Regions from separate parts of the Homo sapiens genome. Here all the other regions are linked to region 2. The links are chromatin loops, found by intact Hi-C in ENCODE. Cell type or tissue: chondrocyte. All regions are shown on one strand.

Region 1 (8,000 bases), 1.1 Mb before region 2:
AGAGCTTGCAGCACTGGCTCTCCCAGGCTTCTGGTTCCCCTGGCTGGCTGGCTCCCCCGGGTGTCCGGCTCTCTCGGGTGTCCGGCTCTCCCGGGTGTCCGGCTCTCCCGGGTGTCCGGCTCTCCCGGGTGTCCGGCTCTCTCGGGTGTCCAGCTTGCCAGCTGCAGATGGTGAGCTCTCAGCTTCCTAACTGTGGGAGCCAATTTTTAAAAATAAACCTCTCTCTGTGCACGACCCCCTGGCTCTGTTCCTCTGGAGAACTCTGACTAACACAGCCAACATCTGGAGAGAAAGCAGGGCCTCCTCACCCTGAACCAGGTTGGTGTATACTTTTCTTTTGAAGGTTTAAACTTACTTTCCCTTATAAGGGTCCATTTTACATGATTCTTCAACAAATTCAACAGAAAACAAATCAGCTTCTGAGCAGCCCCTGTTCTGTGCCCCGGGCAGAGGAAACAGATGTTACAGGGTGAGTGGAGGTGGAGAGGAGCCCCCCACCCAGGGGGAAGCCCCTCACGACTTGTGGCTGTGGGAAGCGGGGAAGGAGGTGGGGAACTTCCTCAGAACAATGGTTCACGGGGCCGGGGAAACCTCTCGGGGTGAAGCAGGACCTCCTCCAACTCAGTTGTTGCCTCTGATAGCCGAGCTCTGTTTGATGTTTCAGAATTACTGAGATGCTAGAAGTGGATTCAGACAAGTCTGTGTTTTCTCTGCTCTGGTTCCTGTGAGGTGTCCCTTCCCCTGGGGTCTCAGTGACTGTCTCCACTGCGTCTCCAGTTAACGGAGGGATGGAGACCCCTATTCCAAACATGCAGTCCCCATGGCCACTTCCGAATTGCCGGGTCAGAGCTCACAGACAGCTATCGGTTCCCAGGAGGGAGCGCTGACTCCAGAGCCGGGGCTGCCACAGGCCTCCCACGAGGGCTGGGACCACTCCCAGCTTCCCCACACCTGCCCTGCAGAACACTTGCCCTGCAGAGGCTGCCTCAGACATCTTCTCCTTTTCCTCCGAAGAACTCACTCTCTCTCTAAACGGGCACTGGGAGCCACCGTGAGAGGGGCTGAAGTCGGCTTTGGGCAGGCGTCCCCTTGGCACCGCGGGGATGGGTACCAGCAGGGCCTGGGAGGACTGGGCTGGGGAAATGCTGGACAAAATTGAAAGGAAAGGACCGGATGGCCGATGGGCTGCGGGCAGGGAGCTGGAGTCTCATGGTGGCTGCGGTTTCTTGTTCCAGGGTGGAAGGCAGCGGTGCCTCCTGAGAGCTGGCCTGAGCTTGGCGTGAGAGGGCTGGCTCAGGCCTGGGACCAAGGCTACCTGGAGAGTGCGTCCTGCGCTGGGGCTTACAGAGGCTCTTACACACTCTGCTGAGCCACCAGATGTCCAGCCAGTCAGTGAGGAGGAACAGCTGGACCGACCGCGGCCATCAAGCCTTTACTCACTACGGTGGTGGCCACAGACCAGAGGCAGAGGGAGGCACTGGCTTCCGTGTCCCATTCACCCCACGGAGGGGACGGGTGAGGGTTGGCCGGGTGCAGTGCAGATGTGGGGATCGCCTCAAGAGGAGGAGCCCCCAGCAAGAGGCTCCTGGCAGAGCTGGGCACAGTGGCGGCTCACGTCTGCAATCCCAGCACTTGGAGAAGTCAGGCAGGAGGATCGCTGGAGGCCACGAGTTTGAGGTCAGCCTGGGCAACACAGCAAGACACTGCCTCTAAAAACAGTCTGGGGCCAGGGACAGGAAGGGCATGAGGGGAGGAAGGTGGCTCAGCTGCCACCCCCACCCCGCTAAGGAGGCCTCTGGATGTCGGTGCCTGGCCTAGGACTCTAGACGTGAGTGGGAGCTGGCCTTCTGGTGCTGGGGTGGCCGCTGGGCCCGGGACTGCAGCTCCCTGCAGACGCCGTGATGCGCTGGCTGCAGAAGACTGGTGCGGGGAGGGTAGCTTCCCCGAGGCCTGCCGGGCAAAGCCTCATCAGGCCTGTGGTTGGGGCCAGATTCTAATCAGGAACCAACTCATTAAATCTTCACAAAAGCCCAGTGCTGAGTTTCCACGCTGCAGACTGGGGTGGACTTGAGGGTTAATGCAGGTGGCCTAGCACCAGCGTCCAAGACGCTGACTTCCCCTGGTCCAGCCTGTCCAGCCGCTGTGGGCATCGGGTTGGTGGGACGCAGGTGGTGGGTGTGAGGGTCCGTCACTCTGAGTCATGCTGCCCCTTCTTGCTGAGTTGAACTCTACGCTGTGTGTTTCTTGCATCCCTCCCTCCCCTAGGAGCTGGGTTATCGTAGATCCTGGAATCTCTTACTTAGATCTTTGCCTGAAGTCTTCTTTTTTTCATGAGGGCAGCTGCACTGCACCCACACCATCATCAGAGGACCCCCTCGTCTCCTGGCCCCAGGGGCCACCACTTCGTCTATGGCTGGCCAGGGAAGGTGCCTCATCTTCCTGCCCACAGCAGGGCCAACTGGGGAGTCTGCATGAAGCTGGCTGCGGGGAACAGCGTCTTCCTCATGGCTGTGGGTAGGAGGGTTCAGGGGCCTGACCTGACTCAAAGAGAAGCAGGTTCATGGGGGCTGGGGGGCATGGTAGTGATAGTGGTGGGCAGAGGGGGAGACAGAGCGAGAGGAGAGACAGAAAGAGAGAGAGATCTGATAACGTCACATAAGCTCCTGGATCCAGCCATTCCTGAAGCCTCCGAGCCACCTAGCATTGGGTCCATCCACCCTGGGCTTCCCCTTCAGCTTAACCTTGGTTTCAGACACTAGCAACTTAGGCCCATTCCTAATTCTCCATTTTCAGCTTCCTCATGACATTTATACCACAGACAAAAGCAAATAAACAGATGGAACGCCAAACCCAGCCAATAAACCTTTTGTTTAAGCTCATTCTGAACCAGGAACCCATGCTCCTCATACCCTGCTGTGTCCTTGGTTTTCTCCAGGATGGTGCTCTGGGGATAAAACCAGACGACCCACCTGACACGCGGAGTTGCAGGGGGTCAGGTGACACGGCGGCTGAGCTCCGAGCCCAGATGACACCCTCACAGCCGAGCTCTGCCGTGCCCGTCCTTCGTGCACCCAGCCCATCCCTTCGGCTGCGTGTGACCCCAGGACCCGGGTTCCGGTTTTCAGGTGTTATTTCTGGTCAGTGGTTTGGATCCCTCCCAGGAGGGCCTGGGTGGCCAAGGCAGCGGGAGGTGCCCTGCGGTGGCACAGCGGCACTGTCTCCACTCGCTGTTCAGGTCTGGGACACACAGTGCTGTTGCTCAGCTGGAGACGGGGCATCCCAGTGACGGTCACCTTGCAAGGACAGGAGAGACCCCTGCCCAATGTTCGATTCAGATGTCAAGACTGAAGATGCCACACACACACCAGGAGGGTGAGAACGTCCCATCCCTTACACCACTGAGGTTTCCAGGGGAGCAGGAGCCCCCCGCCGCGCCCCATCCGAGCTGGTCCAAAGGCCAGGGTTTATCGTGATTGGGGTGGGGCCGGGGCGGGGGTTCCCCGGGATGCCAGGGGCTTCTGTGCTTCGAATCTTCTACAGGCACTAAAGTGAGGCCTGGCCGGTGTGGGGCCCAGGGAGGAGGGAGAGGGGAGGCATCAAAGCCATCAGCAGCCAGTCCTCAGACAGTGGAGTGAAATCCTCCCGACCCTCCCTCAGCCAGGCGGTTTCCAGTCCCACAAAATCCCCCGATAAATCAGGACCTTTGACTGGGACAGACCAGGGAGGCGCGGGGACCACCCGGCCGGGCTCCCGGGCGATTCTCAGGGGCTGGCCGGCCCGCGTGTCTCTGCACACCGGCTCATTCTGCAGACAGCGCCGAGTGCCGCTGTGCAGGGAGACGCTCGGCTGCGCGCGGTCCGGGCACAGTTCTCGGGGAGTCCAGAGGAGGGAGCACGAGCTCCAGGGATGAGCATCGGGGCCGGACTCAGCCGTCCGTGGCTATGGCTGGAGCGGCTGGTGTGAGGCTGTGGGACCGGCCAGGGGTGGGGTGGCCGGGGCTGTATGGAGCAGGGCCACCCATGCCCGGGTCCCGCGTGCGACTTGGGAGGCCACCCTCCCTCCCCGCTGCGAGGTGGGGAACACCGGGCGGGCTCCTGGCTCCCGTGGAGAGGGAGAGACCGCGGTTTCGCCCTGGAACGGGGCCGGCGGTCGGCAGGTGCAGGGCACGGACTCCCGTCATTTCTGACGGTCTCAACTCCCGCTTCTCCTTCTCCAAAATGCCCTGCATGTTTTTCTGTTCTGGAGTTCCTCTGGAAAATGCTGGTTCTGTTTATGTCCAAGTCTCCTTTTTCCTGGTCACCGGGGTCCCGAGGTTGCGGCGCCTGACGACATGCGTGTTGCAGAAGCTGCTCTGTGGGGACAGTGACCAACGGCGTTGCCACAGTGACCCGGCCATGATGCTTCAGGACAGGACGCACGGGGCAAACGCCTGGGCACCGGGGACGGGGCAGCGCCCTCAGGCAGGGTGTCCACGGGGTGCCCCAGGGCTGCCGGAACAAAGACCCCAGTACTGCGGGGCTTAAAACAACAGAAACGTGTTGTCCTCCATTCTGGAGGCCGGGAGTCTGACTTCAGGGTGTGGGCAGGGCCGCCTTCCCTGCGGTTTCCGGGAGAAGCTCCTTCCTGCCTCCTCTTCCGGCTTCCTGCCTCTTCCGGCTTCCTGCCTCTTCCGGCTTCCCGCCCCGGTGTCCCCAGGTGTCCTCAGCAGCCGCTGCATCGCTCCGGTCTCTGCATCTGTCTGCACAAGGCCATCTTCCCGGGCACCTGTTTCCTTTCTGTGTCCCCTCCGCTTCCTATATGGACACGAGTCATAGGACTGAGGGCCTACCCTGCTCCTGTGTGACCTCATCTAAACTTAATCACTCATATCTGCCAAGAATCTATGTCCAGCTACAGTCACAGTCTGAGGTTCTGGATGAACATTTTGGAAACTATTCAACCCACTGCATTACCCAGCTGTGGCTATATATATATATATACATATACATATTTATTTTTTAGTGACAGGGTCTCGCGGTGTTGCCCAGGCTGGAGGGCAGTGGCTCTTCACAGACACAGTCACCGTGTGCTACAGCTTCCAACTCCTGGGCTCGAACCATCCTCCTTTGTCAGCCCCATGAGTACTGGGGAGCACAGGTGTGGGGCACTGTGTCCGGCTGTGGTGACAGATGGAGCCCCCGACACAGGTTTGTAACTCAAGGCACTGACATCCAACCTGAAGGGCAAGAGCAGGGCAGCGAAAGTGCTGCAGACGGAGGCCGCTTCAAGCCTGGACACCTGCGGGAGAGAAACCCCCAGGAGCCAGGATCACCGAACACCCAAAGACGTCCCGCTCTGAAAAGAGGCTGCCGCCTCAATAAACAGGAGGAGTCACAGCTGAGAAACCAGAGGTAATCAAAGTAGTCAGAACTTCACAGTGAGTCCATTCAAAATTCAATCTTCAGAGAGATGAAGACAGATATCATTCATAAAACAAGAACAGAGTATTAGGAACAAGAACAACTGGCTAGACAAAGAACATAGTAGAAATTGTTTATTATGTATTTATTTTTGAGACAGGGTCTCACTCTGTTGCCCAGGCTGGAATGCAGTGGTGTGACCACGGCTCACTGCAGCCTCCACCTCCTGGAGTTAAGTGATTCTCCTGCCTCAGCTTCCTGAACAGCTGGAACCACAGGTGCATGCCACCACACCTGGTTAGTTTTTTCTTTTCTTTTTTTTTTTTTTGAGATGGAGTTTCACCTTGTTGTTCAGGCTGGAATGCAATGGCACGATCTCGGCTCACCACAACCTCCACATCCCAGGTTCAAGCAATTCTCCTTCTTCAGCCTACTGAGTAGCTGGGACTACAGGCATGCACCACCACGTGCGGCTAATTTTGTATTTTTAGTAGAGACTGGGTTTTCCGTGTTGGTCAGGCTGGTCTCGAACTCCCGACCTCAGGTGATCTGCCTGCCTTGGCCTTCCAAAGTGCTGGGATTACAGGTGTGAGCCACCACACCTGCCCCTTACTTTTTTTTGTACAGATGGGGTCACACTGTGTTGCCCAGGTTGGCCTCAAACTCCTGGGCTCAATGATTCTCCTGCCTCAGCCTCCCAAAGCATTGGGATTACAGGTATGAGTCACTGCGCATGGCCAAAATATTAAAAACAAAACATAATTTAAGTTAGAAGCTCACATGTGGCTAGAGGACCAGTGTCAGTGAAAGAGCATTTGTTCAATGTTGGAAAAATTAATAATGAAAAGACAAATAATTTAGTTGCAGTTCAAGATCCTTTAAGACAGCACTGGGTCTGGTTGCTGACACTTGTTTAGATTTGCACATCTGCTCATGAGGGCTGGCCCCATAGCCACCTTTCCTTTGGTCAGGTTTTGGCACCAAGATTACGCTGGCATCATTGTGCCAGCAGTGTGTGTTGGGCTTATTTCTTTCTTGAATGTTTGAAAAATTTCACCAGGGAACTCACCTGGCCTGGAGACTTTCTGTGAGAAAGTTTTAGGTTGAAGGTTCATTTTCTTTCTTCTTTCTTTCTTTCTCTCTTTCTTTCTTTCTTTCTTTCTTTCTTTCTTTCTTTCTTTCTTTCTTTCTTTCTTTTTTCTTTCTTTCCTTTCTTTCTTTCTTCCTTTCTTCCTTTCTTTCTTCCTTTCCCTTCCTTCCTTCCTTCCTTCCTTCCTTCCTTTCTTCTTTCTCTCTCTCTTTCTTTCCTTCTTTCCTTCTCTCTCTCTCTCTCTCAATGCAGTTTCACTCTTGTCGCCCAGGCTGGAGTGTGCCATGGTCTCGGCTCACTGCAACCACCACCTCCTGGGTTCAAGCGATTCTCCTGCCTCAACCTCCTGAGTAGCTGGGATTAAAAGCACCCGCCACCACGCCAGGCTAATTTTTGTATTTTTAGTAGAGACGGGGTTTCACCATGTTGGCCAGGCTAGTCTTGAACTCCTGACCTCAAGTGACCTGCCTGTCTTGGCCTCCCAAAGTGCTGGGATTACAGGTGTGCTCCACCAAACCTAGCCTGAAGGTTCATTTTCTTTAACAGACAAAAGATCATTGAGATGTTCTGTTTCTCTTGTATCACTTTTGTACATTTTCTCTATATTTGTTTTGCCATCTAAATTTTCAAATTTATTGGTTAATCAGTTAGCTTTTGTTGTGTAACAAACCAGCTGAAAATAAAAACTTAAAAAGGAAAGCAATAAGCACTCACGTAGCTCAGGACTCCGAGGGCCGGCACTTTGGGTGGGTGAGCCAGGCAGCTCTGTGGCCCCCGTGGCAGCGAGGCATCTCTGCTTCTGGGAGTCTCCAGTTAATTTTGGCAGAGCTGGGGGATTGAGCCCTTAGTTCTCCACCCGGGAGTCCAGTTGGGGCTTCTTTGCACAGCGGCCCTGGGGTCCCAGGATGTGCAAGCAGAGGCTCTGGGTCCCCTGGAGTTCAGGCTGGGAGCCCCCCGGGGGCACGTCTGACCTGGTGCCCCAGCAAGTGACCCACCCAGATTCACAGAGAGGAAATAGATAGACTCTGCATCTTGGTGGCAGGTCTCCCTCACATGGCCTCAGGTTGCCCACAAGCCCCGCTTGCTTCCTTTGGGGCCGTTGGCTCTCCTTCCGATGTGGGTACTCAGTGCATTGTCTTCATGTGAGTGGGCGACCATCAGAGGGACTTTAAAAAACTGGACACTTGGCCGGGCGCAGTGTCTCACACCTGTAATTCCAGCACTTTGGGAGGCTGAGGCAGGCAGATCATGAGGTCAAGAGATCGAGACCATCCTGGCCAACACGGTGAAACCCTGTTTCTACTAAAAATACAAAAAAATTGGCCAAGCATGGTGGCACGCACCTGCAATCCCAGCTACTCGGCAGGCTGAGGCAGGAGAATCACTTGAACCTGGGAGGCAGAGGTTGCAGTGAGCCAAGATTGAGCCACTGCACTCCAGCCTGGTGACAGAGTGAGACTGCATCTCAAAAAAAAAAAAAAAGACACTTGAGCATACCTCTGCCACAAAGA
Region 2 (8,000 bases):
AATGAGGTTTATAATGCATGATCCTGTAGTTTATGTTTAAGAAGATCACACACAATGATATGAACACCTATGAGCATTTAGTTATGCATAAGCAGGCACGTGTACACACACACATATGCACACACATGAACATGTCAGCAGTGAACCCTTCCAAGAAGGTTGCCCCCGAACCCGGCCTTCTCCAGGCCCAGGGGCTCTTGGGCTGTGTCTGCAGCCAGCACTCTACTGAGCACGGACACGGCCTCGCCAGTGGCCCCTCTCCTACAGCTCCGCGCGCCCAGAGACGGGCAAAAACCACCCACCTCCAGACCACCGAGTGGGGAATAAAACCATTCTCCGCACGGCTTTCTCGCACTGTGCTCAGCACGGCAGCAACATGGGAGACTGATGAGTTTCCACAGATGCCGGCGGCAAGATCAGCCGCAATCCAATCCTCCCGAGTGTGCAGTGGGAGGGACCCCCAGCTGGCCCCGTCCGTCCACTGCCAGCCTGGCCCTCGGCAGGGACTGGCTCGGCCCTTGCAGGGAGGCCTGGGAGGCTGGGACTCCTGTGCCCAGCAAGGCTGTGATGAGCCACCTTGTGTCTGGAAGTCACCTCCATTTCCAGTCCTTTTATATTCTAACTTTTACAGTTGTCAGAGACACAGCAGATGAGAATCCCATTACGGTGAGTGTGGGTTTTATTTAGATTCTGTGTCACACAAGAAATGATAGTAAATGATGATAAAAGAGTTGGTTATTTTTAACGCCTTTTCATTTCCACCCCTCCCAGCAGCCATTCACACCTACCTGGCCTTGCAAACAGCGTCTGCTGGAGGGTCAGGGAGAGGCAGGCTGAGGGACACCTGCCATGTGGGGCTGGCACTGCGATGCCCCTGCGCTCTGTCTGCCTGCACACCTCATCAGGGCCATAAAAACAATGCACCCAGGAAGTGGGCTAGGGAAGCCCCTGGGGCCCCTAGACAAAGCCCAGCACCCCTCCACACGCAGTCTGAGACTCAGGGAGAAATGAGCAGCCAGCTCCAAGCTCGGAGCCTGGCGGCCGGGGCAGCCCCATGCCAAGACTGGGTGCAGGGGTGCAGGCACAGCTGGCCGTAAGCATTGAGAACACAGAGCTGCCGAACTCCCTCCTCCTTCCACACACACCGCGTGCAGTGAGTTCCTCCTCCACCGTTAGACACTCAGAATGGAGCCCGGTGCAGCCTCGAGCCCTCACCAAGAACAGCCTTGCTGCTCTGGGAAACCTCAAGGGCATCTACCAAGCCCTCACCCAACCCATCATGGACCATCCACAGCCCTAGCTCTATGCCTCTGGGACAGAATGGCTGTACGCATTCAGCAAATATTTTTGATGGAGTCTTAGGGCCGGGAACTGTGCTGTGTCTCCTAAGAAGTTCTCTATCCATTTCTTAAAAAATAAACTGATCCATCTAACAGATAGACGAACACTCTGCATTGGCTGCTAATCTTGTAAAGACAGCATCAATTAATGATGACTGCGCGGAGCCATAACCATTCATACACCATCAATTGCCTTCACGGAGCTGAGCATGCCCCTTGTTACGGGCCACATGGGTTTGCAGGAGGACGCCTCATTTCCGAAAGAGCCAGCTAACTAAATCAATGGAAGTTGAATCCGTTGACTCAATCAACAGTCTGCCCTCCGAGCAGCTGCTCAAAGACAGGCACGCCACAGCGGTTCTGAAAGCGCTTCTGGAATCGAGGCCCGGGTACACCGTGCCGCGGCCGCTGGACGCAAAGTTCTCAATATTAACCTGCAAAAGAGGCTTTTGCACAGCACGTTCAAGCCGTCGAATGCACTCCCCTGCCACCAAAAGGATTTACCGAGATAGAGTTGAACCTCAAACCCACATTTAAAGGAAAGAGGCACTGGGTTCTCCCTCCCATTCAGAAAGGATCGGGCCGAATGATTTCCCGGCTTTCTCATGTCCCTTTGGGTGCCAAAGCCCAGAAACCTCTCTGCCGCTGTGGCCTGCCTGGGTGGCCCAGGCTTGCCGCATTCCTTCCTCTTTGAAGTATTTTCCTATCCTTCTGTTTACATTAAGCTTCCACACCAAAGCCTGCTCATCTGTGCTGGAGTGCTGGAGTCCAAGTGACTCAAGACTTCCAGAAAAATATTGTAAAGTCTTTGGAAGAGGGAGGTGGAAAATATTTTTATACTTCTCGCCGTTTCCTTAACTCCGTATTTGGAGGCCAAACATGATGATGGAGATAAAGTGCTGGCTTCCCTCTCGCGTCTCCGTGACACACGTCGTCTGCACCCTAAGGAAGCGGCCGGCTCTTCCATCAGGGTCCTGGGATTCCCGCCCTCGTCCCCCACTTTAACTACACCCCATGCAGACACAGCACGTGCACACACCAGGCAGTTCAGAAGAAAGGACGGCTCTCCCCTCCCAGAGGAGGGTCAGCGTGTCCTAAGGATGACAAGGCAAGAAGAGCAGCTGCCCAGGCCCCAGTGCCGGACCCCACGCTGCGGCCCTGCTTTCTTCCTGGGCCTGTGGCTGCCCAGCCAGGCCTGGTGCGGTGGGCAGGACCTGTTCTCACAAAGCTGGGACATACCGAGGCTGCAATTATGGACCGCAATTTGCCTCTCTCTCGGTTCACAGCCCTATTCATCTCCACAAACACTGGAAGACCAGAGTGGCCAGGGGGGGACGGATTAGCCACGGGGTGGCCTCTATCTCCACACAAAAGGAGAAGTGTGGAAAAACGGCTCCCTGGGTCCCCCATTCTTCACCCCTGAAGAAAACAGATTCATGAAAATGGCTATTTAAACAGCTCTTTCCCACTCAGGCCCAGACAACAAGTCACAATTGTCCACCCGCCTGCCTTGTTCCCTCCCTCCTGCTGGACAGCGGCTGCTGGGAGGAGAGTGGCCCCAGGCCGAGCCCATCAGCCAGGAACCAGAGTCGGCCACCCCCCTCCCTGCACCTCTCACTGCTGGTCCCCCAGGCCTCCCCTGGGGCTCCTGATGCCAAGGGGCCAAAAGGCCGTCTCAGCAAGGACAGGGAGGCTGCCCAAGTCCTGACCTTCCAGACAGACAGGCAGCAGGGCTCAACCCAGGGTGGTGAAGGCCACCGCTTCCGGACAGGGAGACAGGACTTCAGGAGTCCTGGAGGGCTGCGCAAACACTGGGACCCGCAATCGCTCCTCCAAAGGTACCTGTGCCCTCAGCGTACAGCTGACCCCATCCTCATCCCACCTTCCTATGACTGCGCCGTCTTCCACAACACCGACACACGTGTGTCTGCTTCAAGGTAAACATGGAGATCTCTGTGAAGGGCTAAATCCACAAAAAGTACTCCACTAAGCGAGGCCTGCTCCACACCTAGACCCTCCCATCTGGGAGACAGAAACTCTTTCTTCTTGGCCAAAAAACAGAGTCCTTTAGACCTGGAGCCTCAGGGGGACAGCAGAGCCCCCGGAGGCACCTGCACTGGGGCAGCGCCGCAGGGCGAGGCAGAAAGGAAGCCCTTGTCACAGGCCGGCCACATGGCCAGGAGCTTCTCCCGTTACTAACTCACAGCTTCAAAGTCAGTGGAACTTCACTTCATCACAGAGTGTCAGGATGCAGCTGGGCACCTGGACCTCAGAGAAACACTGAAATTTTCACATACACGCCCTTTCCGCAAGCCAATCCCCCAGAGACTTCGAGATCAGCCAGAGAGGCAGAGAACTTGCAGCGCGAACACAAACAGGCCCAGCAGAGCAGGGACCCCTTTGCCAGGTACCTGGAATGCACCAGGGGTGGCTCCCACAGTCCTGACACGCGACACCAGCAGAGGACAGCCCTCGCGGGCTTGCCTGGACCCAATGACTCCTCAGCAGGAAGGATGGCCTCCCCAGCCCCAAGTGCTACTGCCCTATGGCAGAACCACCCACTCCTGAAGTGGGTCAGCAAGGCAGCAGGAAGAAGTTGGGCCTCCCACCTGGGGAAGGGTCCCCGCAAGCCCGGGCTGGCAGGCCAAGCCCGCAGCAGAGTCCTGGGGTAGCCTACTCTCCCTTCAGACCTGGCCCTCCTCTGTACTAGGTGCCCACATCCAAAAGCAAGGGAGGGAAGTGGACACCAGGCCCGTGGAGGTCACAGGGTCTCGGGCCGGGCTCCTGCACCTACCTGCTTCCCCAGGCCTCCGGCGGCTCATTAATTAGTCAGGAAAGCAGCTGAATGTTGCAAGCCCTTCCTCTGCAGGAACCCAGAACTAATGAGAACCCAGCGCCTTACCAGCCACACAGGCGCCCTCCGGTGCTCAGCCTTCCCAGCGGACCAAGGGGAGCACCAGGCGGAGCTGGCCCAGCCTGTGTGCCAGAGCACTAGTAACCATGAGCAGGGGTGCCCGGGGGGAGGCCAACGCCTCAGTTGCCCCCAGTCTGATATGACAGGCCAGGCTGATCCCGGGGTGCACCGGGAGCCCTGCAAAGGGAGCCTGGCCCTGAAACCAGGAAGTTTCCAGGAGTGTGTCTGGGGTGCCTGGAGCCGACCGACCGCCCATCAGGGGAGGTGTGGCCCTGCCCCCAACCCCCAGTAAGATGCTTCCCAGTACAAAGGGCCTCTCCAGCCACGAGGGTCCAACCGTTATCCTGGGCGCCTCAATAGTCCCAGACTGCCCTGCAGTCCAGCAAAGACCAAGAGAGCAGGGGCAGAACTTGGCGCGGGGACCTGCGCACCCCGGTGACCAAGCCCCTGCTTCCCAAACCTATGGGTCTCTGGAAGGCGGCTTGGGCCCTGGGGAACAGGTGCGCAGGCCGGTTTCCCGACGTCCGCGGGTCCCAGCCCGGCGCCCACCCTGGCGGGTCCCAGCTCCGCTCCCGCCCCAGCCCGGCCGGCCACCGTGGAGCGCTGGTGCCATCTACCGAGGGCCCGGCGGCGTGCGGGCGGGCGCCGCTGCCACCGAGCCCAGTGGGGCAGGGGATGGGAACGGCAGCCTCGGCTTGGGCTGGGGATCCGGGGCGGCGCCAGAGGCACCGAGAACGCAGCGCGCCCCGACCCCGCGCCCTGCCGGTGAGCCCCGATGGGCGCGGGGCAGCGAGATCCGCGGGGGGTCGGGCTCCTGGTAGGGTCGCGCCGCCGGCCGCTCCGGGCCCGCAGTGGCGCTCCACGAGCCTCAGCCGAGCGCGGCGGCAGCGGAACGTGCTGGAAGCCGGGTCGGGCGCCGGAGCCGCCGCGAGCCGGGCAGAGCGCGGAGGACCGGTCCGCGCGCCCGGGGACAATTACCTTCTTTGAGGAACTGCGCGTGGATCACTAGGACGAGGAAGCAGCAGAGCGCGGCCCCTGCCAGTGCCCAGAGCGCCTTCAGGAGCTGCATCGCGGAGTCCCAACTCGGCCGACGCCCCCGAAGTCGCGCAGCGAAGGTCCAGGCGCCGCATCAGCGCCCCGCCGGGTGCAGCCTCCGCGGCCGCCCGCTCGCGCCCTCCATCCGCCGCCAACGCCGCGCTCCGCCGCGACTGGAGGCGCCACTCCGGGAGGCGATTTGTGTCTTTCTGGGCAGGGGGGAGGGGAGCGGGCGGGGGGAGGGGGGCGCCGCGGAGGGGGCGGGCGGGGGCGGGGAGGTTAGCAGAAAGTCTCGGGCCGCGGCGGCCGCCGCTCCGACCACTCGGCCACCATCGCTGGCTGCGGGGCGCCGGGGGGCGGCCGCCGCGGCCCCATGAATCAGCCCCGCCGCCGCCCCCGGAGCCGCACCGCCAGCAGGGCCCGGACGGCGGGCCGCGGATTGCGCAACGGCCGGGCGGCGCGGGGGGGGGGGGGGTCCGGCGCGGCCCCGGCCCCCTCCTCCGCCTGTCGGCCCCCACCGCCCGCTGCTCGGCGTCGCCTTCCTCCTCCTCCTCTTCCTCCGCCGCCGCCGCCTCCTCCGCCGCCCGCGCTCGCTCCGGCCCGGGGCTCAGGGGGCCGCCGCGCCGCCGCCGCCACCGCCGCCGCGGCGGGCCAGGCTCGGGGCCGGGGCTGCGCGCCGGGCGCGGGGCTGCCGCACCATCGCCGCCGCCGGGGTCCGCGCGGCCCGGCCGAGCCCGCGGCGATCGAACTTGCGCGGCCCGGGGCTGGCGGGCCGGTCCCCACCGGACGGTGCCGGCCTCTGCGCTCCCAGCAGCCCGCGCCTCCGCCGCCGCGGCCGGGACTAGGTCCGGGCCCACCGCGCCCCTGGGCTGCCCACGCTGGGCCGCCGCTGCCGGTGTCGGTGCCGGTGCCGGTGGCTGCCGCGCCTACAGGTGGGGCCGGCGACGCTGCGCGCCTCGCCGCCCGCGGGACGCCGCTGCTCCGGCCTGGAGGCGCGCGCCCGCCCGCTCGGCTCGGCGCCGGCTCCTCGGGGGAGGCGGCGGGAGGGGGAGCGCGGCGCAGTCGCTGCCGGCCCAGGTGGCCGGGCCCGCGCAGCCTCGGACTCCGGCCCGCGCCCGCCGCCGTCTGCGCTCCTCCCGGCCGCGGAGCCGCGGATGCGCACTGGGCCGCGAGGGACCCCGGGGACCCCGCCCTGCAGCGCCCCCGCCTGGCGCGCCGGCGGGTCAGGTGGGGCCGGCCCAGCCGAAAACTGCGGGTCGGGCTCCACCTAGGTGCGCAGGGGCCTCACTGCAGAGCCGGCCCTGCTGGCGCGGGAGACCGGACGCGGGGCCTCGAGTGGCGCCCAGCCTCCCTCGCACCCAAGGCCCCAGGAGAGACAGGGAAACCCCAGGCCCAGGTACCGCCCCAGCCGGGCCCGACCAGCGGCTGGGAGGGCTCGGAGGAGGCTGGTCCCGCGGCTTCTGAAAACGGCACATCTGCCTGGAAACACACACAAACACACTCACACCTGCCCCTACTGTGTACCACCCTCCAGCCAGCTGCCCTGCACCCAAGAGCGTGGGCGCACTGTTAATGCCCACGTTCCGTTCCAGAGGAAACAAACGGATGCCTCCCTGCACTGCCTCCCTTCCCGCCTCTAGGAAGAAAGGGTCTTTGTTTTAGGCCACTTTTGCTCCCCAACCCCGCTCCCCAGAGCAGGGGGCACAGGTGTCCTCGTCAGGGGTTCGCCCCAGAGCCCAGTACCAAGACCAGTGTGGTGGGCCTCAAGGTATTTTTGCCTGAATTGAATTTGAAATTCAATTTCAAATGACCAGAAAAGAGCAGTGGGCAGGAATCGGGGCCTAAGCTTCCTGGGACCCTGAACCTCTCTCCTGACCTGTGCAGGGTGGGGGCAGTGCTGGTGCCCGCGGTGCATGTGGTTCACATGAAGGCTGTCTCCTCCTTGCACCAGTATTGACGTGCCAGGAAGGGAAAGAGGCCTGGCCCTGAAGGGCTCTTGGAGGTCAGATAGATCAAGGCAATCAGTATGCATCTGGGGAAACTGAGGCTTATAGAGGCATGGTGACTGGTCTAACATCAACTAAAAAGTCAAGGGCAGAGTCAGGACCAGCCACTAAGCTTGATGCTGTCTGCCTGACCTGGCTCGCGGTGCCCAGCAGCCGGCCAGGGGAGAGGCCATCCACGAAGCAGTTCTTCACCTCTGGCTCATCACCCTCCACCTGCCCCCGAAAACATCCAGGAGAGACAAGAATGTCCCATCCAACTCCTCTCACCTAAAGGAGTGGCCCCAGCCTCACACCAGCCAAGCAACTAAGCAGCTGTGGATCTGCCCTGGGAGGGACTAGCCATTCTCTCTGCTCAGGCAATCCCCTTCAAAACCCCATTTCCTATAAGCACCCCACTGTTTCCTGCTCTCCACCCCTAGACATTCTCTAGGAAAGATCTAAGGTAGCAGCTCCTCAGGAACCCACCCTGCCTGGCTCGCAGAGCCTGACCTCCAGCAAGGTCGTTGGCCTTCATCCCTCACCTGGCACAGGGCTCCCCAGTCAGAGGACTCGGGGGTCTTCTGGGTGCTTATCACATGTGCTCACCCCTGGCCCCCAAAGGGACCTCAATCAGGAGAGAGAGCCTGCCCTTGACACTCACTGTGTCCCCAATCAGGTGCATATCATTTGAAATTCTGAAAATAGAAAAGTGTGCTACGTTCACCA
Region 3 (8,000 bases), 730 kb before region 2:
GGGCTCTGGGGCTGGATTTCCGGTTCCTGGACATGGTCCCCATCTCCCCGTGGGTGGGACTCGTTACCTTATGGCCTCTGACTTCTGCTGCGGACCATGAGAAGGGTGGCAAATGTGTGATTCTTTTGTTTTTTTCCTTTATTGAGACGGGGTCTCACTGTCGCCCAGGCTGGAGTGGAGTGGCACAATCACAGCTCACTGCAGCGTTGGCCTTTCAGGCTCAGGTGATCCTCCTGCTTCAGCCTCCCAAGTAGCTGAAACTACATGCACGCACCACCACGCCCACCTAATTATTGTATTTTTGCTAGAAACCGGGTCTTACTTTGTTGCTCGGCTGGTCTGGAACTCCTGGGATCCTGGGCTCAAGTGATCCTCCCGCCTCGGCCTCCAAAAGTGCTGGGATTACAGGCGTGAGCCACTGTGCTGGTCCATTTTTCCTTTCTGCCCCCCTTACCTGTGTTTTTTTTTTTTCCCCATCCCAAAGTGTGCACTCCTTGTTATACCCATATTATTTAGGAATTCCTGGGGGAAAGCGTAAGACCCGCCCCTCCCCAGCCCCTCAGCATCCAGGGCTGTCCTGAGACCTTCTGCGCCTTGCCCGCTGCAGCTCCAAGTATCAGCTTCTGCTACCGATTCTGTGGCTGCCTCTCTTCCGCCTTCTCCTTGGGGGATCCGGTGGCCGCGATGCTTGAGCTCCCTGTCTTCCCTTCCACGTCCATCCTCTTCCACGTCCGTCCTCTTCCACCCCACTCCTGTGACTCCTGCTTCGTCGGCCTCTGCCTCCAGGTGTGCACAGCCAGGCCCGGCACGTCCTCACCTTTACACACAGAGTTTTCATTTTGATATGTGTTGACTTTGAAAGTCATTTCCCCTGAGAAGGTTCTTTCCAGGTGCCCCCTCACTGCCCTCAGGAGCCCTGTCTGGTTTTGTTTTCTCTTCCCACTGTGGCTGGTGTGTTTCTTTCATGCCTCTTGTCTGGGGTTTCCTCTTGCTCATCGGGTGGGTGGCAGGTCTGTCCCCTGGGGGCCTCCTCCCCTCCCCATCTTCACCCTCAGCCTCAGATGGCACGTGACCTCCCCTCCTGCCCCTTCCCTGGGGCTTCTGGGGGCCAGATGTCAAGACACAGTCCCAGGTCTGGTGTAGGCTGCACCCTTGGGGGCCACAGGGCCCTGGCACCCTCAGCTACCTCCTGGTCTGAGGGCTGCCTTCAGAGTCCCACCTCAGCCCACCTTGCAGGGGTGCCCAGGACCTGAGCCCTCTCTGGACCCAAAGCTCACCAGGCCCAGCAACTCCCTGCTCCCCAGAAGCCAGGGGAGACCCCAGACGGCACAGAGGCCGGTGCTCTCAGCGTGCTCCCGCCCAGCCCCCTCTGCTGAGCCTGGTGTCCTGGTGGACACAGGGCTGAGCCCTCCTCTCCCTGCCTTGCCGCTGTGTCACATCATCGTCCCCTGCTATGTGGGGCCCTAGCTGAGTCAGGGAGGGGCCGGCTCTGCCCCAGCCCAGGGCTGCCCGGAGCCAGGGTCCTCGTGGTGCTATGCAGGGAGCGCTGCTCCAGGAGGGACGAAGGGGCCAGTTGGGGTCGTTCCAATTCCCGGTCCCTTCCCTGAGCTAACAAGGCGCTTGAAACGGCCCCCTTGGCCCTGGCCTCACTGCCGCTCTGCCAGGACGCATTTTATTTCTGACCCAGAGCACAGCCCCAAGTCCCTGAACAAAAATCTTCAGTTGTGCCAAGTTGATCTTTTATTGTTGCTATTAAACATTTATTAAATACTCTGTGCAGAGCTGGAGCCGGGGAGAGCAGTGATGCGGGATGAGCCAGGCCCAGGCAGTGCAGGCTGTGCCCGGGGCTCCTCCTCACAGGGGCTCACAGCAGCCCTGGCCTCACGTCTGCAGGGGTTCGAGTCTGCCGGGGGTGGGCAGAAAGAGGGGCTTCGGGGGCCCCGAGCAGAGGGAGAGGCAAGAGTGGAGGGCGGGAGACGCTGCAGGGTCGGGGTTCTGGCTTGGCAGTGAGGATGGAAGGAGAAACCACAGGGGTCTTGGCATGTGGGGGGTGGGGCCGGCCCAGCTGTGGGTGCTCCGGGGAGGCACAGGTGCACCCAGGCACACCGAAGGCTGCTGGGTCAGTGTGGGTGATTTTTTTTTTTTTTAAATAGGCTTTTTCTCTTGGAATAATTTTAGATTTACAGAAAGTTTGCAGAGTCCCCGCAGCCCTCAGGCAGCTTCCCCGATGCTCACGTCTCACCTTTCACCGCTGGACAGTCGGCAAACCAGAACAGGGATGTGGGCATCACAGGAGCGGAATTCCAGGCGTTGGGTTTCACAGGCACTTCCACTCATGCTCTATAGAGAGACTTTCAAAAAGAAAGTGAAGTTTAAAACCCCTCGATGTAGGTACAGACCCGCTGGTGCCCGGGAGCCACCACCTGGGAGCGAGCGCTGGACATCACCCCGCCTCCCTCCTGCCTAATCCCCAGAGGGGCTGTGGGTCCTGCCACCCCTGCTGCCTCATTCTGACCCTCCTGTGCCTCCTGCCGCCCCTGCTGCCTCATTCTGACCCTCCTGTGCCTCCTGCCGCCCCTGCTGCCTCATTCTGACCCTCCTGTGCCTCCTGCCCCTGAGGCCTCGTGGCCTTGTCCGTCTTCCTGGCCTCTGCATCTGCTAAGCCTGTGACCTCCCAAAACCCACTCCCAGTGGCACCAGGGCTGCTCTGCAAAAGCTGCCCATGCCTTGCTAACTCCACCACGGTGGCTCCTTCATTAGGAATGAAGTCCATCAGCTCCAAGGGTCACTCTTTATTGAGCGCTGTCTGTACACCTGGCAGTATCCCCAGGAAGGTGCTGTGTATTTCACACAGCCCCTGTGGCAGAGCCAGGGGGCTCTGCATCTTCTTATCAAGTCCCAGAGTGGTCACACAACTTGCCAGGTCACGTGGTAACAAGAGGGTCCAGCTCAGAGCCTGGGCTCCCTCTTTCTGATCCTGCCCCTTTCTCAGCCACCACTTCCCTTTCCACTGGTGCTGAGCCCTCCTCTGGACTGACAGGTCCCGATTCCTCCATCAGAGGCAGCCAGGTCCTCCCCCACCTCACCTGGGGTTGTCCAGCACCATCAATGCCTCACAGCCTCAGCTGGGCGTCACCTCCTCCAGGAAGCCTTCCCTAGGCCCATCTATTGGGGCCCAACTCCATCTGTGCCTGAGACTCAGAGAAGCTGCTGCAGCCCTGGGGTGGGACACAGGATGCAGGGGTGGCCACGGGCCCACGACGGGCCCACGACGGGCCCACGGGCATGCGGATGCAGACCCGGCCTCCTCAGCTCCTGCAGGTGGGCCCTGGGATCCCTTGAGTCCACTGCCCGTGTCCACCCCAGGCCAGACCCAGGGTGGGACCCCGGCGGCAGAGGCGGCAGCAGCCACCAGGGGGCACTGTTGGCCAGCGCTGGCTGAGCTGGCAGCTTCGGAGTGGCCGGACCAGCTCCATGGGGTTCATTTGCTGAGAGCGGCTGCAGCCCCTGGCTGAGGGGGCAGAGGGGCCAAGGAGTGAGGAGCTTCCAGAATCGCACTGGGCTGGGGCTCTCTGGGCTGCAAACGGTGTCAGGGGGCTGGCTGGCCGGCAGGCTCACCCGGATTCTCAGGCCCTCCCCAGGTCCTGCTGTCTTCTGCAAACAGGGCCTGGAGGCACCTCCCGGGCTCCTGCAGTGGGGACCTGGGTGCCGAGAGCCCTGCTGTCCGAGGGGCAGAAGACATGAGAGCTGGACACCAGGCCTTGCTGCAACGCCTCAGCAAGCCCAGGATGGGCAGCTGCGTGATGAGGTCCCCTGCCCTGCCCTGTGCTGCTTTTTTTTTGAGACGGAGTCTTGGTCTTTCGCCCAGGCCGGACTGCAGTGGCGCTATTTCGGCTCACTGCAAGCTCCGCCTCCCGGGTTCACACCATTCTCCTGCCTCAGCCTCCTAAGTAGCTGGGATTACACCTGTGCTGGTTTTATGGAACCGGCCTTCTTGGGGTCCCTTGGGAGCTGCGTGCAGAGGTGAGACTGGGCTGCACTGCCTGGGCCTCGGGTCATTCTGCAGCCACAGCCCAGGGAGGTTGCTCGGGGTGGGCACTGTGCTGTCTGTGCCCAGGATGGGCTTACTGTTTCCACTTGGGTAGCAATGTTCCCCTCCACCGCTGATGGCCTGGAGCAATGTCCCCTCCACCGCTGAGGGCCTGTGATGGGGGTGGGGGTTCTGCTTTTCCTTCTATACTAAGCAGAATTTTCTGGTTTCCCTACAATGAATCTGCACAGTGTGGTGATTGGGTTGAAGTGCTGCCTGTGGCCGGGAGGCAGGGCTGGGCTCTGGGGTCTCCTCTCCTAGCTCTGCCCCTCCAGCCTGTGCTTTGCTGGGAGCTCCACCCTGCTGGGCCTCGTTTCCCCCAACACCGTCCACTTTTCCTTGGGCATCTTGGCTTCATGCTGTCTCGCACAGCCCTTCGTCCACCCAAGCCGCATCTCCCACAGCCCCTAGTTGGTGTTGTCTCCGTCCCTCCAGGTCCTAACCCCTGCCCCCGAGATGGGTGGATTGGCAGAGCCCAGCGTCCCTCCACCCTCCTGTGGCATGGCCAGGTCGGGGTCTCTCCCTGTCCCTGTCCAGGCCTGCATTCCCTCAGCCCACTTCACCTAGGGCTGCAACAGTGATGTTCAGGCCCATCTTCGGCCCCTGTCCTGTCCACACAGCACAGTGACCTCTGTGCCACACCCTGTGTACCCCAGGGTGCACCGCATCCCCGCCCTCCACAGACAGCCGTCCGCAGCCTGGCACAAAGCCGTGGGAGGACACTCACCGTGGCAGCGTTGACCCTTCTTGGGGCCAGCCTGGGCCTGGCGGGCAGGAGGACACATGGGCTGCAGGGAGAGGCCATTGCCTCTCCCTTGGGTGTCTGGGACCGTGTGTGCCTGTGTGCACCTGTGTGCTTGCCTGTGTGCGTGACTGTGTGCACCTGTGTGCGTGGCTGTGCACATTCTCCTCTCCTTCCTGGTGGATTCCAGGCCTCATGAAGCTGCACCCATGCCTCTGCCCTGGGCCCCTCTTCCCATCTCCTCCCTCTCTGCCCCAGGTCCTGGCACACAACTCAGGTCTCTCCAGCAGACCCTGGAGCAGGGGAACAGCTGCTCCCCACGGTGCCCCATGTACTGGAGAGCCTGAGGTCAGGGCTGAGCCCTCCCCTTCCTCACTGCCACCTCCCGGCACCGCCACCCACGCTCACCCCACCTCCCGTGGACCCTGTCTCCTGCCCACTTCAGTCCAGCAGCTTCTTGCGCTGCATTTTTCAGTGAAGCCGTTGCATCTGGCCTGGCTAGACCCTCAGACTTCCATTTCTCCCAAAGGTGGAGGTAATTAATTGCTTGTTCCACCCAGCCTGACTCTTCCCTAATTGCCTGGAGGAGTGATGAGCTTCCCAGGGGACTTCTGTGCCTCTGGGAGGCCCTCCCCAGGGTCGGTGGCTCAGTCATCTCATTCCCTTCACGTCCATTCCCGCTGTGGACAGACAGCACCTAACGAGGCCGCCACCCTGCAGCCCCCAGGCCCGGCAAGCCCCGCCTGCCCATTTCCACCATCCTCCAGGAGAGAGCAAATGGCCTCCAATCTACAGATAGTCACTCTTCATTCACTGCGTTTCCCTCCAGAAACAGACCTCTCAGATGCGCGGGGATCACAAATCCCAGCCCGCTCTGCCTTCCAAGCTGGGCTTCCTTTCCTGGGGTTTTACAATTACATGTTTCGCATGAGCTGGTCTGTGGCAGCTTTTACCTCTGTCTGTGGGGGCAAAGTGCTCCCTGCTTCACGGTCCTTACAGGAAACACGCGTGGGTCTCCCATGTGCTGGACAGTAAACACATGTGGGTCTTCCCTGTGCCGGACGGTAAACACGCGTGGGTTTCCCGTGTGCCTGACGGTAAAGATGCATGGGCCTCCTGTGTGCCGGATGGTAAACAGGCCCCGTGTGGGTCTCCTGTGTGCCGGACAGTAAACACACGTGGGTCTTCCCTGTGCCGGACAGTAAACACACGTGGGTCTCCCCTGTGCCGGACAGTAAACACGCGTGGGTCTCCCTGTGCCGGACAGTAAACACGCGTGGGTCTCCCCTGTGCCGGACAGTAAACACGCGTGGGTCTCCCTGTGCCAAACGGTAAACACGCGTGGGTCTCTCGTGTGCCGAACAGTAAACACGCGTGGGTCTCCCCTGTGCCCGACAGTAAACACGCGTGGGTCTCCCGTGTGCCGGATGATAAACACGCATGGGTGTCCTGTGTGCTGGACAGATGCTTCCATGCTTCCTGGTTTTATTCTCAAAACAACCTCAGGAGAAAGACATTATCTTCACTTTGCAGGTGATAAGCAGGAGCCCAGGGAAGGCAGATGGTTTCCCAGGAAAGAGGAAGACGAAAGACCCAGCCCAGGGTCTCTGAATCTGAGGCCTTGGAGCTGCCCGCTCCTCCCAGCTGACGGACTTCTGAAGACCCTGGAGGGTGTTCGTGCGCTTCCAGCCAAAGCGCGGAGAGGCCCAGCTCAGCGCTCGCCATGAGGACGAGCCTGCAGACTCCGGCCCCAAACCTCCCCTTGCCCTTGCAGTGCTGCAGCCTGGGGCAGCCGTGATGACGGGGCGCTTTCTGGGCCTCAGCACCAGCCACCTCCTGGGCAGGGGTTGTCTCCCCACAGCGGGGCAGAGGCCGCCCTCTGCAAGGTACACCTGGCCCAGGGGTTCTCGGAGCCCTGCTGCTCGCTGCTAAGGCAAAGCTGCAGGCGCCGCCCCCTCCTCCAGAGGTGACCCCGCGCTGGTGTCCTGAGCTGAAGTCTTTCCCACCTCCGGGCCTTGCCAGTGGGGTCTCTGTCTGCAACGCCCGCCGGCCCCGCCACGGGGAGAATTCATGTGTACTTTGCCCGCACCCACGCGTCCCTTGTATGATGTGGGCTCTCATGGAAGCCCGTGGAGATGCCGGGGGCCCAGTCTGAGCCTCGAGGGCCTTTTCACTTCCCCAGCGACGCCTGCCTGGCCTGTCCCTTTCCATGGACATTAGGCAGCCCCACGGGGAGGACCTGTTGGCCGACCTGGTCAGGCCGGGCCGTGTGCAGCGTGGCTGGTGAGGACGGTGGAGGAGGCTCCTGGAGTCATACCGTCCGGGGAGACCCTGCCATGGCCCCCTCATGGGACAGTGTCCTGGACCCACAGGCACAATTAGGGGAGTTTCCTGAGAAGTGGGAGAGTTTGGAAGCACATGTGTGAACAGAAGCAGCTTCGGGAAGAGCCTGCCTGCAGCCTCACCGAGGGGATCTGCGCTCTCTTTGCATACCTGGGCAGGTCTGAGCCTGGGTGGGCGTTTGGGTACCTGGCTGGCCACATCACACCTGAACTGGGGGTTCGAGGGTATCACACACAGGGCTCTGGGCCCTCCCTGCCTCAATCAGAGCTACCCCACTTCTTTCACACCCCAGGATTGTCACAGGGACTTTGAGGAGACGGTCCCAAGGTGAAGAAGGAGAAACCAGGGTTCAGTCAATGCATCCCACGGGTCAGGCGGAACTAGGGGGTACAGGCGAGCACCACAGTGGGCAAAGCAAGACCGCAGGCCTGGGCCCTCCCTCCCGGCCCACGCTGCCTGCCCTGCCCTCCCCAGCCCCCTCAGTCATCTGGGAGTCACCCCTCGGGCTGTAGGTGGGGGGACGGGACGGCCTTCTGGGGTTTCTGTGGACACGGTGGGCACCAACCATTGCCCTCTTCTGTGAGGTCACCGTCACCGTGATATTCAGGGAGGGGTTTTTCCGAATCTTTCCCTCTTCTGTGGGCTCTGCACAAGCCTTGTGTAATCGCCTCCACGTGGGCTCCTCTGGTGCAGGTTCTCACAACAAGATACAAAGAAACTCCTGTTTTGGGAAGAGGCGTCTTCCTGTGTGGGTTTATCAGTATGATGCAGTCAGGTCACTGCCCTATTGACAACGTACACACACAGTTAGCACACACACAGCAC

What was found. Peaks named below come from ENCODE experiments on the same cell type or tissue, not always from the same donor. Only the 100,000 strongest peaks of a DNase experiment are listed, where the experiment ranks them.
Region 1: a loop joins it to region 2, with 4 times the contacts of the local background. A loop is called at or near these places in 5 of 110 quality-filtered maps.
Region 3: it touches region 2 in a loop (7-fold over the local background); 52 of 110 quality-filtered maps call a loop at or near these places.

Annotation. Positions count from the first base shown.
Region 1 is chr22:49,720,901-49,728,900 of GRCh38, reverse strand. LOC124905146 (a long non-coding RNA gene) reads left to right here. Exons shown (of 2, transcript XR_007068152.1): 1 at 1-5,390. Among named protein-coding and RNA genes, the nearest start is that of MIR3667HG, 67 kb to the right of the region's middle. RefSeq lists enhancers at 3,554-4,284, 4,285-5,015. In chondrocyte, CTCF peaks have their summits at 3,689 and 3,891; DNase peaks (open chromatin) are centred at 1,400, 1,880, 3,700, 4,400 and 3 weaker places.
Region 2 is chr22:48,573,804-48,581,803 of GRCh38, reverse strand. The region is part of intron 1 of TAFA5 (TAFA chemokine like family member 5); the gene reads right to left. It overlaps LOC124900480 (a long non-coding RNA gene), which reads right to left and starts at 4,764. Exons shown (of 2, transcript XR_007068144.1): 1 at 4,135-4,764. RefSeq lists an enhancer at 4,152-4,658. In chondrocyte, CTCF peaks have their summits at 4,662, 4,866 (motif pointing left) and 6,569; DNase peaks (open chromatin) are centred at 343 and 453.
Region 3 is chr22:49,300,764-49,308,763 of GRCh38, reverse strand. No RefSeq gene overlaps it. Among named protein-coding and RNA genes, the nearest start is that of MIR3667, 240 kb to the left of the region's middle. RefSeq lists enhancers at 3,792-4,485, 6,775-7,336. In chondrocyte, CTCF peaks have their summits at 3,172 and 3,401 (motif pointing right); DNase peaks (open chromatin) are centred at 1,903, 3,543, 4,863, 6,823 and 3 weaker places.